Regions from separate parts of the Homo sapiens genome. Here region 2 is linked to region 1. Evidence: chromatin contacts called from ENCODE Hi-C or POLR2A ChIA-PET data. All regions are on one chromosome and are shown on one strand. The core of a region is the stretch at or near the end of the contact, and the rest is flanking DNA. Distances in the headings are between cores, read along the strand shown.

What was found. A loop is a pair of places that touch in the nucleus more often than their neighbours do. ChIA-PET counts read pairs that join two places held with the same protein, here RNA polymerase II (POLR2A). Pooled maps may share reads with other maps.
Region 2: a loop to region 1 is called in a map of heart left ventricle, with 4 times the contacts of the local background. The contact joins two enhancer-like sites. A Hi-C loop is called at or near these places in 16 of 168 maps with a recorded cell type or tissue (HepG2, PC-9, Right ventricle myocardium inferior and 5 more) and 13 of 50 pooled maps. POLR2A ChIA-PET finds 5 or more read pairs at or near these places in 2 of 52 experiments (PC-9 and WTC11).

The regions. Positions count from the first base shown.
Region 1 is chr1:147,820,602-147,824,456 of GRCh38, reverse strand. No RefSeq gene overlaps it. Among named protein-coding and RNA genes, the nearest start is that of GJA5, 62 kb to the right of the region's middle. Within about 2 kb of position 2,121, at least 2 of the 41 ENCODE cell types and tissues checked have a DNase peak (open chromatin) inside an H3K27ac peak, as active enhancers do.
Region 2 is chr1:147,746,863-147,750,694 of GRCh38, reverse strand. The region is part of intron 1 of LOC102723321 (a long non-coding RNA gene); the gene reads right to left. Among named protein-coding and RNA genes, the nearest start is that of GJA5, 12 kb to the left of the region's middle. RefSeq lists an enhancer at 1-2,117. Within about 2 kb of position 1,539, at least 3 of the 41 ENCODE cell types and tissues checked have a DNase peak (open chromatin) inside an H3K27ac peak, as active enhancers do.

The DNA.
Region 1 (3,855 bases), core at 872-3,371:
CTCCCTAAACTCATGTTGAAATCTAATCACCAATGTGCCGGTATGAGGAGTTGGGGCTTTGGGAGGTGATTAGGTCATGAAGATGGAGCCCTCATGAATTGCATTAATATTCTTATGAAAGAGGCCCTAGAGAGTTGCCTTGGACTGCCTGCCATGTGAGAATACAGTTAGAAGGAAACAGAAAGAAGCTCTCACTAGACACTGACTCTGCTGGTGCCTTGATGTTGGACCTCAGCCTCCAGAACTGTAAGAAATAAATTTTTATTGTGTATAAGCCATGCAATCAATGGCATTTTGTTATAGCAGCCCAAAAAGACAAAGACAGAGTGGGTGTTAGGATTCTTGTCTTGAAGCTGCTTTTGCATAGCAAGCACTCTGTTTTTACTTAGATTGTACAGCATAGATCAATCAACAAAGCAGTACTTTAAAAATAAACTTTTAGGCCAGGCGTGGTGGCTCATGCCTGGTAATCCCATCACTCTGGGAGGCCGAGGCAGGTGGATCACCTGAGGTCAGGAGTTCGAGACCAGCCTGGCCAACATAGTGAAACCTTGTCTCTACTAAAAAATATAAAAATTAGCCGGGTATGGTGGTGCACACCTGTAGTCCTAGAGGGAGACTGAGGCAGGAGAATCGCTTGAACCCGGTGGGCAGAGGTTGCAGAGAGCTGAGATTGTACCACTGCACTCCAGCCTGGGTGACAGAGCAAGACTCCATGTCAAAAAACAAAACAACAACAAAAAACTTCTATTCATGTTTTATGTAAGGTTTAGAAAATGGCAGTTGTCCACATAGGTGGGAGAAGCGCTGATGGAGATGAAGAGTATTGAACTTCAAGCTATTCCTCAGCAGTTGGACCATGTAGAACCTGGGGCAGAGAATCGATGCCTGGGATTATTCCTGGGCTTTAGCCCCAGCCTGAAATGTGACTCAGGGACAGGAATCCAGTGTCCCAGGTGCAGAAAATGTTTAGTCCTCTCTGGAGAACTGGGAAACTAGAATAAAGCTTAATCAGAAGCCCAATTCAAGAGGAGCTACAACTCAGGGAACAATTCAGGAGCCCAGGAGTCAGCCCCACTCTATCTAAGGCAGTGTTGGTCCTGTTCCTTCACTCAGCATTTACTAAGCATCTACCTTTTGCTAGACATGGGGCACTGTACAGGGGGTCAAAGATAGATTAGTTAAGATCCTGACCTCAAAGACATGCAGGTATATGGAGAGAGTGATCAAAATTAAGTACCAGATTGGGGTGGGAAGTGTAATAATAACAGCAACCATTTATTGAGTACTTACTATGTTTCAGGTCTGGTACTAAGCTCTTTATACATATTATCTCACTCCTCACAATAACCCCAAGAGGTAGGTATTTATTGTTCCCATTTTACTGCAAGATGATATGACTTGTTCAACGTCACATAGCTAGACTCCAAAGCTCGTGCTTGTGCAAACATACTTTCAGCCTCTCAGGATGGATCTGAGAAATGGAGCAGGGCTAAAAAGAGGGAAATGGTTAATTGAAGGGCTGGAATATAGTATTCAGAGGCAGGAATTGACTGGCCTCTTTAACTGATGCTAACTGATGTATATTTTCCATACCATTCTTATCCCCCTAAGAGTTAATTCTGATAAAGACAGGTAAGAGCTTGGGCCCTGCAGTGATGAAAATGGAAGTAGGGGAAGAGGGAAGCCAGTGATGGGGAGGAGATGTAGGAGGAAAAAAAAAAAAAACACACATGTGTTTGAGACACGCAATTTTGCTAGACTTACAGTTTGTCAAGGGCTGGCCGTGGCTATAGATAAGACTTATCCAGCAATTGAGAATTTGAGAATTAAGCCAGCTAAGATGGGTGTCACTGTGCTTCTTAGCCTGGTCAAGCTGGAGCCATTCCATTTGTGGAAGAAGGGGAAGCTCTAGAGAATTCTCAGTGGATTTATTAGCTCTATGAAGAATGGTGTTAACTAAAGGGAAACAATTGTTCAGGTCACACAGTCTGGACTTCAATGTCAGATTTATTAAGTAATTAACTGTGACTCACTCAATGAACATCTGCTAGTTGAATTGTTTATTGGAAGGCACAGTCCTTGCCCTCAAGCAGCCTGTCTCTGAGATGGTAGGAAGGTAGGGCAGAGGGGAATGGGGATAACCAGTCTTTCTGCTTTGGCTAAAGGATGTAAGAAATGAGATAAAAATGAGCCACAGCATTAAACTACCCCAAACAAAATAATGATATGGCAATTTGACTTATTTCTCAACCTTGCATCTGTTTATGTTTCTATTTTTGGAGGATTCTCCCTCCATTCACATCACTTGGACATACTGACCACTTTCCAGGCATCTCAGCTCAGCAACACCCAGAGTGTGTGTCATAAGATCTGTGGGTCTGAGGAAATGGCAACACATGCAACAAAGGACTAAAATGTTCCAGGCTACTTGGCAAAGAAAGGTCAGCCCATGACCGAATGGGACTTAACATTGTTGGCAACAACTCTAAAAACCCTTAGTGATCAGCGAATGAAGAAGGTGTCTGTGATGACTATGCTGTTTCCAACAGTCCCAATGTCAAATTATCCAGGACTTTTTGCTGAGTTTTCTTTCTTTTGATGTAATTTCATTCTTTAAAAAGATAGTTCTTTACATACATAACTGAATGTATCTTAATTATTTTGCCTTTGAAGGACTTGTCACATAAATAAATTAACATATCTGAAAAGAAAAAAACCCATCCGTATGGTGAGGCCATGCATTCCAGTCTTTGGTTTTGGAAAATTTGGTTATGGGAGAGTTAGGAAATCAAAATCCTTTCTTGTTGTACCTAGAAGAGGCAGCTCCTTGTCAGCAATGTAGTTTAGGGGAGAGTAGAAGTTAGAAATGGGATCTAGGAGTTTTGACACAGTGGCTTCCCAGAGCAAGTTCTGGGATTACAGTCAGGTTGAGAGAAGTTGGAAAGGGACCTAACAAATATCCATGGAGCCTCTCCCTTGTGCCTGGCTCTGACCAGGTGCTTCACATGCAACTTCATTTGATCCTCACTTCTGCCCTCTGAGGTGGGCATTATTAATCCAAGTTATAGATAAAGTCACTGAGGCCCACTATTAGTACCCTTTGAAAAGAACAAACAGTGGATTTCAAAAGTTCAAAATTTCTTTTATACAAAGCATACCTATTAAAAAATACATTTTTCTAGTGCAAAAAGAAAGATGTCAGGGAAAGATTAGCTTGCTTAGAAGAGATAAGCCCTCATTCTCTGCTCACGCCACAATTCTCACTCTTTCCCCAGTAAATCCACAGGTGATACGTCATTGGCTTCATGAGAGCTTTGGAGATGATCTTACATTTGCACCTTCTTCACACCCTAAAGGGAGCTTTGAATCTCCCCCACGGTTCCCATATCTTGCATGTGAGTTATTTGAGATAACTCTCTGGAATTAGCTGATAAATCTTTCCTGGAAGCTTCTGCTTTGACTCAAGAGGAACTAAATAAAAGCTTTCAGAGTGCCATTGTGTATTATCCATGCTGTTTCACAGGAATCCCAAGTGGAGGATGCAATATATTGTTTTAATTACAAAGGGATAATAGCCCTGTGTAAGGAGTTATTTGTAATGAGCTTTGTAAAGGAGTTTTACCACGAAGAAATGAGTCTCACATAATGAGCTATAAAAGCTACTGTGATTATTATTATTGGTTTTATTCAGGGCCAGACCTCAGTGAGATTGGGACAGAGGCTGACTTTTACCTGAGCACCATTTTTCCCTGCCCCATACATCTGTTCTTCTCTGGGCATCATTGCTTTCCTCCCTTTTCATCATTCTTAGCCCCCGGAGGAGCCTAGTCCTTTCTACGAGGAGAAGAGCCT
Region 2 (3,832 bases), core at 290-2,789, 73 kb after region 1:
GTCAGACAATTATTATGCAGTAGAGGGATCATGGGTGTGTTAGACCCTTCTCTGCTTTACTACAGATCCTCTCCGCCTCACCTGCCTCTTCTTCCAGCTGTCTGGAAACCATATGGATCAATTTCACATGGGTGCAGCTGACTGCATCTGACTTCCCCTAGGATTTCCCTAAGGAAGCAGTGGTAGAACCCTGCTCAGTACTTTCCCCAACACATGGGCAACCTTAAAGTGTGGGCCTAATGCAACACATGGCAAACCTCTGTTCAGTGGGTTTGTCTCCACCCCTGTCCCACTCCCCTGGTGGTTCTGAGATCTGGATGATAGGGCTACTCAAGGGTGTGGTCCTGTGGATTGAGCAGCCAGTGACACTTAGCAGTGTCCTGCTTGATGACACATCTTCCTATTGAGTCTGTCTCCTTACCTGTCTTTCTCACCTCATTCCCTATTGTTGCCCCTAAGACTATACACTCTATTGATGTGTTAGCACATCAGCCTTTGCCTCAGGCCTGCTTCCTGGAGAATCCAGACTGAGCCAATGATTCCGGTTTGAAATGTAGCTTTCCTCATTCTACAATAGTATGACATTCAGACCAAGCCTGGAGCATCAAAGTTAGTAGGTATCCTTCACTGCTAGAACAAGTATATGTGTGTAGGGAAAAACATTCTGACATTTGATAGTATTCTTGCCAGCATTTATAGGGATTTTTAAAAATTCCTGTGGTTTCCTGTGTGTGAGTCTTGTCTACCTGGATAGACCTTTCCCTCCAGACCTTGTGCCTTGCAACATTTAGGACAACGTTAGGCAGGCAAGAGATGCTGGAAAACATCTGCCATGTTGAACTGAAGTTGTTCTTTCTTATTTTTCTGGATTCTACCTTGTCTTTTGCTGATTCACTTTATCTACAAACTAGTTTCCAAAAGGGCATTTTCTTCCTCTCCTTGTGCTGCCTGTGCATGGTGAAATACAGCACCAATGGAAACTTACACTGAGCATGAAAGCATGACCACTTTCCAACAGACACAACGGTTTATCCAAAGAGCTCTCCTCTCCAGACAGTGGCTCTGAAGGCCCTGCTTGGGAAATATCCAAGCTTGTTGCTACTATCATGTCCCTATGTCCTCCTATGTTTCCAAGACATCCTGCCTCCCATCCCCCACCACCACTGACAAACTGTGACAGCCCCCCAGTTTTATTTGAATTTTCTATCAGAAAGGAAATTAAAATGTGGAAAGAAACAGTTAATCAAGGACTTCCCTGTCACTAACTTGTCTGTCTTCTTCCCTGCCCCCTAAAATAGTCTCAAGATTTTAGGAAAATAAAAAATTACTACACACATACTCACACATGTTGGGGTCCCTATTTTAATATGTATAGCAGCCTTTAACCCAGTGGGTTCTGTGGGAGTGGGAGGGGGCAGCTAAAATGATGGTGGCCTTTTGCTCTGCCTCCCATGTCGGGCTCAGGCAGGAGAGCTGAGAGTGTGGAGGTGTTGAGTTCAGGACAGCCAGGGCACTTCAGCTGGTTAAAGAGAGTGAAAGGTGCCCTCTGACAGCTGGGTCTGGGAGCTGTCAAGGCATGGATAGAGCTGCTCTGTGTAGCAGCTAAGCTTTCAAAGGGAAACACCTCTGGCTTTTCAAACATGCACTTTCTGCTTCCTTTCCCTGGCACCTACTTAGACCCTGCCATTCTAAGCCCCCATGCTCATTCCTTCCAACACTTTCCATCCACCCCACTGACTTTCCCTTCCCATACAACAGAGCACTGGGTCATGGAGGTTGTGAGATATGACTCGCCCTCCCAACTATACTCTGGGACATCAGAGAGTACATCTGACGTTACTTTTCTGTTGCCCTCTGTCCCTAGCACATGAGTCACAGGATTTTATAATGGTGAGGAGCCCCTAGCAATCACATTTAACTCTTATTTTCCAGGAAACTGAGCCTGGAAGGAGCAAGAGTCCTAGAACCTCAGGGCTGAGCAGTCATCTAGCCTAACCTAATTGCTGCTATGATCTCTCCACTGCCTGCCAATGGTCTTCCACCTTCTTCTGAGCATTTCCACTGGCAAAGCAGCAGAGTGGTTAAGTGGACTCGGCCTGGTTTCATGGATCTTTGGGTCAGATCTTAGCCTTGCTACTTAACCTCTTTGAGCTTGTTTCCTCATCTGTAAAAGCATCTAACACATAGGATTACTGTGAAGATTAAATGAAGCAAGGCATGTAAAGCACTTAGTATAATAGCTTAATAAAGTGATTGCTGAATAAATATTAGATATGCTTATGCCATTTCCCAATACAGCCCAGCCTATCATTAGGTAGCTCTGTTAGAAATGTTTTAGTTTTCTTTTAGCTGAAATCTTTGCTCCTAGAATTTCCATCTTGTTTGAGTTGCCCAAAGTCACCCAGTGAGTTAGAGTTGGTGACAGAGGTGAGACCAGAACCCAGTTCATTCCACAAGGCAGGCTGTCTCTGAAATACTTGCTGCATGAATGAAATGGACTACAATTTGCCATAATAAACAGCTGTTATCATTATTCCCATTTTAGAAGCTGAGACAACAAAGTGGTTTTCCCAAGGCCTCAGAGCTAGTTAGTGATAGAATCAGTTACAATCCCATGTTTCCTTCTAGTTTGATGTTCTGTCCCATCACAGGTGCAGCTTTAATGAGATTCTCTGTGCTCCTTCTATCTTAGCAGGCCAGAGAGAAGGATGTGTAGATGAAGATAGACAGCAGCCTGCTACGAGGTCCCCTGCACATACTTTCCCATGCTACAGGACCAGGGTTAAAGGACAGGAATAGTTCTGACCTGTAAGTGTACTTGCATCAAAACTGCAAACACATTTTGCTCCCAGAGAGCCTATCTTGTAGGGATGATGGCTCAAAGTATGGGGTACTCCAGTGGAAGCATCCTGGGGAGTCAAGGACAAGATAAGTACCCTGAGCACCTGAGGGGACAGCTGGAAGATTGTTTAAAAGGGCATTTACCAATTCTATGGCACAAGGGTGGATTGAGCACAGGCTGAACCTCACACTTTCATTCCACATTATATATATGATATGGTTAGGCTTTGTGTCCCCACTCAAATCTTATCTTGAATTGTAATTCCAATAATCCCCATAAATCCCCATGTGTCAAAGGAGAGACCAGGTGGAGGTAATTGAATCATGGGGGCAGTTCCCTCATGCTGTTCTTGTGACAGTGAGTGAGTTCTCACAAGATCTGAGAGTTTTATAAGGCGCTCTTCCCCCTTTGCTCGGCACTTCTCCTTCCTGCCACCTTGTGAAGAAGGTGCCTTGCTTCCCCTTCCACCATGATTGTAAGTTTCCCGAGGCCTCCCCAGCTATGCTAAACTGTGAGTCAATTAAACCTTTCCTTTATAAATTACCCAGTCTCAGGCACTTCTTTATAGCAGTGTGAAAATGGACTAATACAATATGATAAATTGAGTATTTAAAACTCCATCCATACATAAAACGCTAGGAAGAGATGTCTTCATGGACCAAAAATAAAGTTTCTACCCTTAAGAAAAGGAGAAAAAAAAATATATGGAAGGAACTTACAGCCACAGGGAAAGACTGGAGCCTCATGATCCATGGGAAGAAGAAACACATAAGCATCATCAAGGCCATGGTTTCAACACCCAAGCAAGGATAGAGGCCACTGTTCTAGTTGGGAGTCCTATTATTGGCAAAGGGCCTGAACCAGAATCCCTGAATAAGTGGATACCTAAAGAAGGAAGTTGGAATAGCTCTGTCCTATTTTCTGGAATTGCACACAAAAACAAGGTGCCTACCAGAGGCTAAGAAAGAAAAGTCACCTGCATAATACTCA